Regions from separate parts of the Homo sapiens genome. Here all the other regions are linked to region 2. Evidence: chromatin loops called from intact Hi-C (ENCODE). Cell type or tissue: CD4-positive, alpha-beta T cell. All regions are shown on one strand.

The links. Hi-C counts contacts between places; a loop is a spot of excess contacts. Peaks named below come from ENCODE experiments on the same cell type or tissue, not always from the same donor. Only the 100,000 strongest peaks of a DNase experiment are listed, where the experiment ranks them.
Region 1: it touches region 2 in a loop (5-fold over the local background); 5 of 110 quality-filtered maps call a loop at or near these places.
Region 3: a loop joins it to region 2, with 9 times the contacts of the local background. A loop is called at or near these places in 11 of 110 quality-filtered maps.

The regions. Positions count from the first base shown.
Region 1 is chr22:46,802,522-46,805,021 of GRCh38, forward strand. The region is part of intron 4 of TBC1D22A (TBC1 domain family member 22A); the gene reads left to right. Among named protein-coding and RNA genes, the nearest start is that of TBC1D22A, 41 kb to the left of the region's middle. RefSeq lists enhancers at 697-746, 767-936, 957-1,006. In CD4-positive, alpha-beta T cell, CTCF peaks have their summits at 1,017 (motif pointing left) and 1,217; a DNase peak (open chromatin) is centred at 1,010.
Region 2 is chr22:46,673,562-46,676,061 of GRCh38, forward strand. It overlaps GRAMD4 (GRAM domain containing 4), which reads left to right. Exons shown (of 19, transcript NM_015124.5): 15 at 109-253; 16 at 1,096-1,189; 17 at 1,907-1,991. Among named protein-coding and RNA genes, the nearest start is that of GRAMD4, 54 kb to the left of the region's middle. RefSeq lists enhancers at 642-721, 922-1,071, 1,112-1,171. In CD4-positive, alpha-beta T cell, no CTCF peak of the experiment used is centred here; DNase peaks (open chromatin) are centred at 400 and 1,030; H3K4me3 peaks cover 1,529 bases; H3K27ac peaks cover 1,838 bases.
Region 3 is chr22:46,613,105-46,615,604 of GRCh38, forward strand. It overlaps a transcript of GRAMD4 not described here. Among named protein-coding and RNA genes, the nearest start is that of GRAMD4, 6.0 kb to the right of the region's middle. RefSeq lists an enhancer at 249-388. In CD4-positive, alpha-beta T cell, no CTCF peak of the experiment used is centred here; DNase peaks (open chromatin) are centred at 630 and 1,437; H3K4me3 peaks cover 1,934 bases.

The sequences.
Region 1 (2,500 bases), 130 kb after region 2:
GCTGAGTGGGGTGTGGGGAGAGGCCTGCAAGGCAGGCAGGGACCAGGTCCCCAGGGCTGAGAAGTCCAGGAGAAGGAGCTCTGCTTTTACTTCGAGCACAGCATGAAGCCTCTGGGAGGTTTTGAACCGGGGGAGTAAAGCGCGGTGCAGAGCATCAGAAAGCGGTTGCTATTCTGTGGAAGGAAGAGCCGATGACTGCTTCTGAGCAGAGTGTTGCCAGTGGCCATGGACGACGTGGAGTCCTTGGGCAGCTCATGGGAGGGGCTGGAGGAGGGTCAGAGTAGGGTGGGAGACTAGGGGGCAAGAGTGGAGGCCGTGGGCTGGGGATGTGGGTGGGGTGGGCTGCGTGAGTCGGGGGCTGATGAAATCTGGAGCTGGGTAGACTGGCGAGAAGGCAAGAGCCAGGACCCCCATAGCTTAGAGCCTGGGGTCTGCAGGGATGGGGAACAGCCGATAGACACAGAAATCAGAACACACTCCAGAGATGGCATTTCACTGGGGAGACAAAATCTCCTCCTCATGAAACAGAGAGCCAGGGAAAGCAGTGTGTTTAAATGCTCCCATGGTTACAGCCACTGGGGGCCTTCACTCTGTGCTGGGCACTGTGCTGTAGAGACTGTGTTATCAGCCACCAAAAGACCCCCCTCTGCACCCCCACCCCCTTCCTGCGTGCCCCAGATTGCTGGCCTTATCGCTGGTTTACAGCTGAAGAGCTCGAGACAAGGTTAAACAGGCGGCTGCCCTCCAGCCCCACAGTGAGGGCAGAGCTGGCTGGGAACCGGGGTCACCCCGGGCTGGGCTCCCAGCCTCCAGGTCACACGTTTCTGGTTAGTGTAGACAGTGGGCATTCTTGGTGCTGTTGGAGGCCTGAGGAAGGGCGGCGGTTTTCTCTCCTGTGGGCCTTGTTGGAGATCTCGCTTCTGCTGTGGGAGCTGGGGCCCGGCCCCCAGGAGCTGAGGCGGGGAGGGCGGTTGGTTCTTGCGACCCGGCCGTCAGCGTTCAGCGTCGCCCTCTAGTGGCCAGGTGCTGTCTTTGCAGCCTGGGCTTCATGACCACAGCAGGGCACGTTGGCCTTGTGGGTGGGGGGTGCTTACACTTGCGCGTGTCTGTGTGTGTTCACCGTGCTTACTGAAAGGCAGGCACAGCCTCAGAAGAGAATAACGTGAGGGACGAAGATGAAAGCTCTGGCTAACTCGGCCTTGCCCTGGCGTCTCATCAGGGAAGGGCTTTGTCAAGGAAGGCAGCCCCCTGGCCACCTAGAACTGCTGAATGCAGAGGCCCGGGGCAGAGGGAACAAACTCCAGCTTGCACAGTCCTTCTGTGCATGCACTGGCCCAGCCACACCCAGATCCTTGCTGGCCCTGCTCTGTCCTCAAGTCCCCTGCAGTGAGTGTCACATAGTAGGTACTTGTCATTTGATGGTTCGCTGACTCTTCAGCTAGACCTTTCTTGCCTTCTTTTGGTGCATACATGGTCCTGTGTCTCTGGTTTTACTTTGTTTCTTAGATAAATTTACTAGGTAAGTAACTGACACTACCATCCAATGGCAGCTCAGCAGCAATGCGATGGCACCTCCTTGAGCCAAGGACGGGCTTTCCCAACCGTGTGACTCTGGGTTTGCGTTTTCCCCCCGTGGCTTCCCCCACATCACCGTTACTCTGCTTTCCCTCAAAGCTTGCCCCCGGCCTTGGCCCCTTTTTGCCCGTGTGTTCCCACTTAGGACAGGAGCTGTGCCTATTTCTTTTCTCTGCTCATTTTGTCACTAAAGGGTTTCTGTGATCATCATTAACGGAAATGTTATTGAAAGTTAGAGAAATGGAAAAGATAATAAAACCAACAAACCAAAATTGCCACTGTTTCCACATGCTGTATTAACTAGAGTTGTGCTTGCTTTTTCTCTCTAATTTATTCCCTCTTAATCAGTTCTTACCAGTTTTTCAGAGCTCACTAGCAGAAATGGCTCTCTCTCAGCGGCTGTTTTATCTGCAGAGTGATCTGGGCTTCAGGCAGGGCATGCGAGAGCCTCAGTGAACACGCTGGCTCCCCACTTTCACAGCATTGCCGGCATCCTTTTTTCTGGGTGATGTGTTCCCTGCTCGATGTGGTATTTGAACTACATGTGATGTCACTTGGCTTAAAATAACCAAATTAGATATGATTTGGTGAAAATTAGGAATTTTATTTACTATCCATAGTAATGTAAATCTTCAGTTTAATAGGAAACCTTTCACTGTTCCTTCAGGTGATTTGTTTCTGTTGAATGGTGATTTTTAGTCTGTAATATTAAAAGCAAATGCTAAAAGAGAGTTTGTAAGTCTTTGGTATGGTTTTAAAGGAGCCGCCTTAAAAACTTATCTGTTGCATGTTTGTCTTTTTTTTCTTATAATTTCTTTTGTAGATGAGGATATTGGATACAGACTTGAGCAATTGTGCGACTGTGGTATTTTCTCTATGTGAGGGATAGGAGAAGGAAAGTAGGGCGAGTATGGCAGGATCCCCA
Region 2 (2,500 bases):
TCCCAAATTTGGATCCCAGCTTTTGGGGAGGTGTGTGTGCGGCCAGCACATCTGGGTGCTGCAGGCGTGGGCAGCGGGCCTGACCTCGACGCTGTTTGCCGTTGGCAGCTGCAGACGACCTCGTCACGGAGCTACGTACCCAGCGCACCGGCCGGCCTGGGTAAAGAGGAGGACGCCGGTCGCTTCCACAGCACCAAGAAGGGCAATTTCCACGAGATCTTCAATCTGACAGAAAACGAGCGTCCGCTGGCGGGTATGTGTGCCGTGAGTCTGAGGCCAGGCCGAGCGCCGACACAGACTGAAGGCCCGTGAGGGGGGCGCTGTGGATGCAGGACGGGGTCGCCCTGTGACAGGCCAGAGGAGCCCTCAGGATGGCATTCACATCCCACTGCCCCAGGAGGAGTGCAGGAGCCAGGGGTCATGAGGACTCTGCGGGCTACAGGGGAGGAGGGCGTGCCCGTGGGGAGAGCCGCCCACGCTGCAGCACTCCCCTGACAGCAGGCGTGCAGGCAACACACTGGGGAGAGAGTCCAGGGCGAGGCCTCAGGGCCTGCAGGGCGCTGGCAGGGGGTCTGCCCCTGGTTCCATCGTGTCTGGAGAAACAAGAGCCACCAGGGGACAGGTGACTCAGGATCCTGGGGACAGGTCAGCTTTCCCAAAGGGAGGGCCTGTTAAACTAAACCGGGCAGCTCGAGGTGTGTGATGAGCGGCTGCAGAGGCAGCTGCGGAGAACGGAGCTTCGTCCTCTGCTGAGCCCTGGCCCTGCCGGTCTTGGTGGAGGTGGTGTCCCAGCGCCCTGACCCTGCCGGTCTTGGAGGTGGTGTCCCGGCCACACTGTGACTTCTGTTGCTCCCTGCTCTGCCTGGGTGCTTTTACTTTAAAAACCCTGCCAGTGCCTGTTGAAGAGGAAACATCTGTTTTCCACCCTCTGGGGCCACCTCACTCTTGCCGGCGCGCCTTCCTCTCACTGTGGGTGTGACGTGAGCGCGGTGGGCGGATGTCAGGATCTGAGAGTCAGGCTCCTGGGTCCCAGCGTCAGGTCAGAGGCTGGGTACTTCCAGTGGAAAGTGTGACAGGCGGGCCTTCTCCCATTAGTGTGCGAGAATGGCTGGCGCTGCTGCCTCATCAACAGGGACCGGAAGATGCCCACGGACTACATCAGGAACGGGGTGCTCTACGTCACGGAGAAGTGAGTGCAGCCGTGGGGCCCTGTGTGGCTGCAGGGGAGGGGGCGCAGGAGGCTGCCTAGGCCCTGGGATGGCGTGGCTGGCCCAGTGCAGGTTTTCCTGAGTGGTGGCCATGGCCTCTCCCATGCTCTGCTCTTGCCGGCTGTCTGGGCTCCCAGGGAAAAGGTGTTGTCTCCAAGCCGGACGTGGCCTGGGCTGTACTGCTGCCATCCCTCAGGCTGGCGGGGATGCTGTCTTCTCTGGGGCCCAAGCAGTTCATGGAGACGAGGGGCAGAGTCTCCCAAGGAGGGGACCGTGTGGGGACCTGCTATTGCTGAGGCCCTGAGTCCTTGTTGCCCTGAGTGCCTCATGCAGAGCAGTGGCCGTGAGTGTCTCACTCAGAGCAGTGGCTGTGAATGTCTTATGCAGAGCAGTGGCCGTGAGTGTCTCACTCAGAGCAGTGGCCGTGAGTGTCTCAGAGCAGTGGCCGTGTCTCACTCAGAGCAGTGGCCGTGAGTGTCTCAGAGCAGTGGCTGTGAGTGTTTCACACAGAGCAGTGGCCGTGAGTGTCTCATATAGAGCAGTGGCCGTGAGTGTTTCACCGGTTCTGTGTCTGCTGGGAAGGGAGCACCACTGTCCATCCCACTGGGGGCTGAGAGGCAGCCCCGGGAGACCCCCACCTGGTGGGAGCGTGCTCTGGTTCAAGAGCCAGGCGACGCCTCTGTCCGTTCCCCTTCCAGTTACTTGTGCTTCGAAAGCTCCAAATCTGGGTCCTCAAAGAGGAACAAAGTCATCAAGCTAGTGGACATCACGGACATCCAGAAGGTTGGTGCACCTACCCACCCCCACTAACCCCCGTGTTTTCTTCGTCACCTGACAGAGGCTGGCGAGGCTTTCCCTATAGACTTCTGCCAGCCTCTGTCAGCATCTGGGCGCCGCGGCCACGCTGGCCGGCCATGGTCCGTTTCCTTGACTTGAGTCCCCATGTCCCTGTGGGTCTGCCCCTGCCCTGGGGTCCACTTGCCTGGACCGTGTGTCTCAAAGTGGAGGGGCTGGGTTGGAGCCCAGGAGGTCAGGACCCAAGCCCCACTCTGGCTGCTGTGTTCCCCTCGTATCTGGGACCCTCCCCATAAAGAAAAGCACAGGGGCCCTGAGCCCCTGCCTCGGATGCAGGTTTTCAGGTGGGAGCTCAGATGGTCGCGCCCGCTCTGGGCATTTTCTCAGCATTTTACCGTAGCATGGAATGAGCAGGTGGGCGTGGCCACAAGTGCCTGTGGTCCCTTGTTTTCTGGGGCAGGGAAGGCTCAGTGAGGCACTGGCAGGCACACTTGGCC
Region 3 (2,500 bases), 60 kb before region 2:
ATGGGGCGTGAGAGCAGCGTTTGTGGAACACTTTTTTGGAGAGTAGGGCTGTGTTTTTGCTGTCGTTACCACTGCTGGCTGGGCAGGTTGCTGAGTCCTTCCAGCACTCTCATGTTGTCCTCTAACAGCCCTGAGCAGGGGCCCCTGTCCGAGGTCACACAGCTGTGGCCAGCCTGGGCCTGGCTTCCGGCTGCCGCGACCCACTGCATGCCTGTGCTTGAGATGATCTGGTGGATAGTGGGACACATGTCCACTCCTCGAGGCTCTCCAGCCCCGGTGGTACTTAGGGCGACTGGAGCAGATGTGGGTCAGCCCCATTCGGTGCTGGAGGCACAGAGGGCCAGGATGCAACCCCTAGCCCCGCACAGGCGAGTGTTCCCTGTGTCCCCGAGCTGCTGTCGCTGTGGTATGTGGTGGTTTTGGGTCCTCCAGGCAGGGTGATGTGATTGAAGTAGAGAGTAACTTGGGCTGGGTGGCGGCTACCCGATGGCTGGGAAGGCCGTCTCGGACAGAGGGCATCGCTTGGGCAGCATCCTGGAGGCCAGGAAGGGGCCTCCATGGTGCAGAGGGCAGGGTGCCAGGATGGGGCTAGAGGTCAGGCTGCTGTTCCTGAGTCAGAGATGGGCCCACCCCACCCCGAGGCTTCAGTGCTGCCATACACACCCCCTCCTGCCCTGGAGGCGGGCTGCCCGGCTTGCTGCTTCCTGCTTCCCAGGCTGTCTTTGACCCCTTGGGGCCTCTCAGGAACTCTTTTGCATTTAGACCTCACCTTCTATTTCACGCATCTGTCTCAAGCCTGCTGGGAGGGAGGTGGGTGAGGGGAGGCTGCTGCTGTTCACGGAGCCCTGTGCCCTCATGGCCGTCATGGCCGCGGCTGCAGCAGTGTGAGGAGGGATCTGGAGGCGGCTCACGCGGGTTCCCAGGAGCTGATTGATGGATTTTCAGGAATTCTGTGAGTTGGCCGTTAATAAAAATGAAAATACATTAACTTGCAGTTAGATCAATTATGTTGAAAGCAAAGGCATTGAATACTCGAACCCCATCATTTCTGAATCATATGATAGCATTTTACTATTGCGTGTGCTGCCGAGGTTCCCTGGGCCTGCCGCGCGTGGCAGAAACGCTGTGCAATGATGGCCGCTGGCATGGCGGGAGTGTGTGCACCAAGGGCGGGGCGCTGCTGCCACTCGGGGCCTCACTTCTCCTTGTGTTGGTTGTCTAGACTTACCAAACTGATGAGGAAAGTGTTAACGTGCAGATGAAGCTAAAAATTGTGTGAGGTCTGTAGCCGTTCATTACGAATGGCGTAAAAGCCTTGTGAAAATATTCTGCCATTGGAAAGCAGCTACCTTATTCAGCAAGGACATTTCCCGTGTTGTAGACTCACAGGTGGCGTTCCCCTGCATGTCTCCCTTCCACCTTTGTTGTGGTTTGTAAACGGAAACAAAAACACCAGCCAGCATCCGTGTGGTGCTCATTGGTGGTGGCTGCCAGGGGCCAACCGTGGAGACAGGATTTGAGCACAAATTCATGAAAGCATTCTGTGGGAGTCAGTTGGCTGTCCAGAATTTATACTTTATGGGTAGTGCACATTTCATGATTATTTGCAGATACGTGCCGCAGGTAGTAAACATAGGACATGTGCCTGTGCGTGTAGGTTCCCCTGTGCGTGTAGGTTCCCCCGTGTGAAGGTTCCCCCGTGTGTAGGTTCCCCTGTGCTTTATAGGTTCTCCTGTGCTTGTAGCTTCCCCTGTGCATGTAGGTTCCCCTGTGCGTGTAGGTTCCCCTGTGCATGTAGGTTCCCCTGTGCGTCTGGTTTCCCCCGTGTGTAGGTTCCCCTGTGCATGTAGGTTCCCCCGTGTGTAGGTTCCCTTGTGCATGTAGGTTCCCCCGTGTGTAGGTTCCCCTGTGCGTGTGGGTTCCCCCGTGTGTAGGTTCCCCTGTGCGTGTAGGTTCCCCCGTGTGTAGGTTCCCCTGTGTGTGCGGCTTCCCCTGTGTGTGCAGGTTCCCCTGTGTGTAGGTTCCCCTGTGTGTGTAGGCTCTCCTGTGCTTGTGGGTTCCCCCATGTGTAGGTTCCGCTGTGCGTGTCGGTTTCCCCGTGTGTAGGTTCCCCCGTGTGTAGGTTCCCTTGTGCATGTAGGTTCCCCCGTGTGTAGGTTCCCCTGTGCGTGTGGGTTCCCCCGTGTGTAGGTTCCCCTGTGCGTGTAGGTTCCCCCGTGTGTAGGTTCCCCTGTGTGTGCGGCTTCCCCTGTGTGTGCAGGTTCCCCTGTGTGTAGGTTCCCCTGTGTGTGTAGGCTCTCCTGTGCTTGTGGGTTCCCCCATGTGTAGGTTCCGCTGTGCGTGTCGGTTTCCCCGTGTGTAGGTTCCCCCTTGTGTAGGTTCCCCCGTGTGTGCGGGTTCCCCTGTGTGTGCAGGTTCCCCTGTGTGTGTAGGTTCCCCTGTGTGTAGGTTCCCCTGTGCGTGTAGGTTCCCCTGTGCGTGTAGGTTCCCCCGTGTGTAG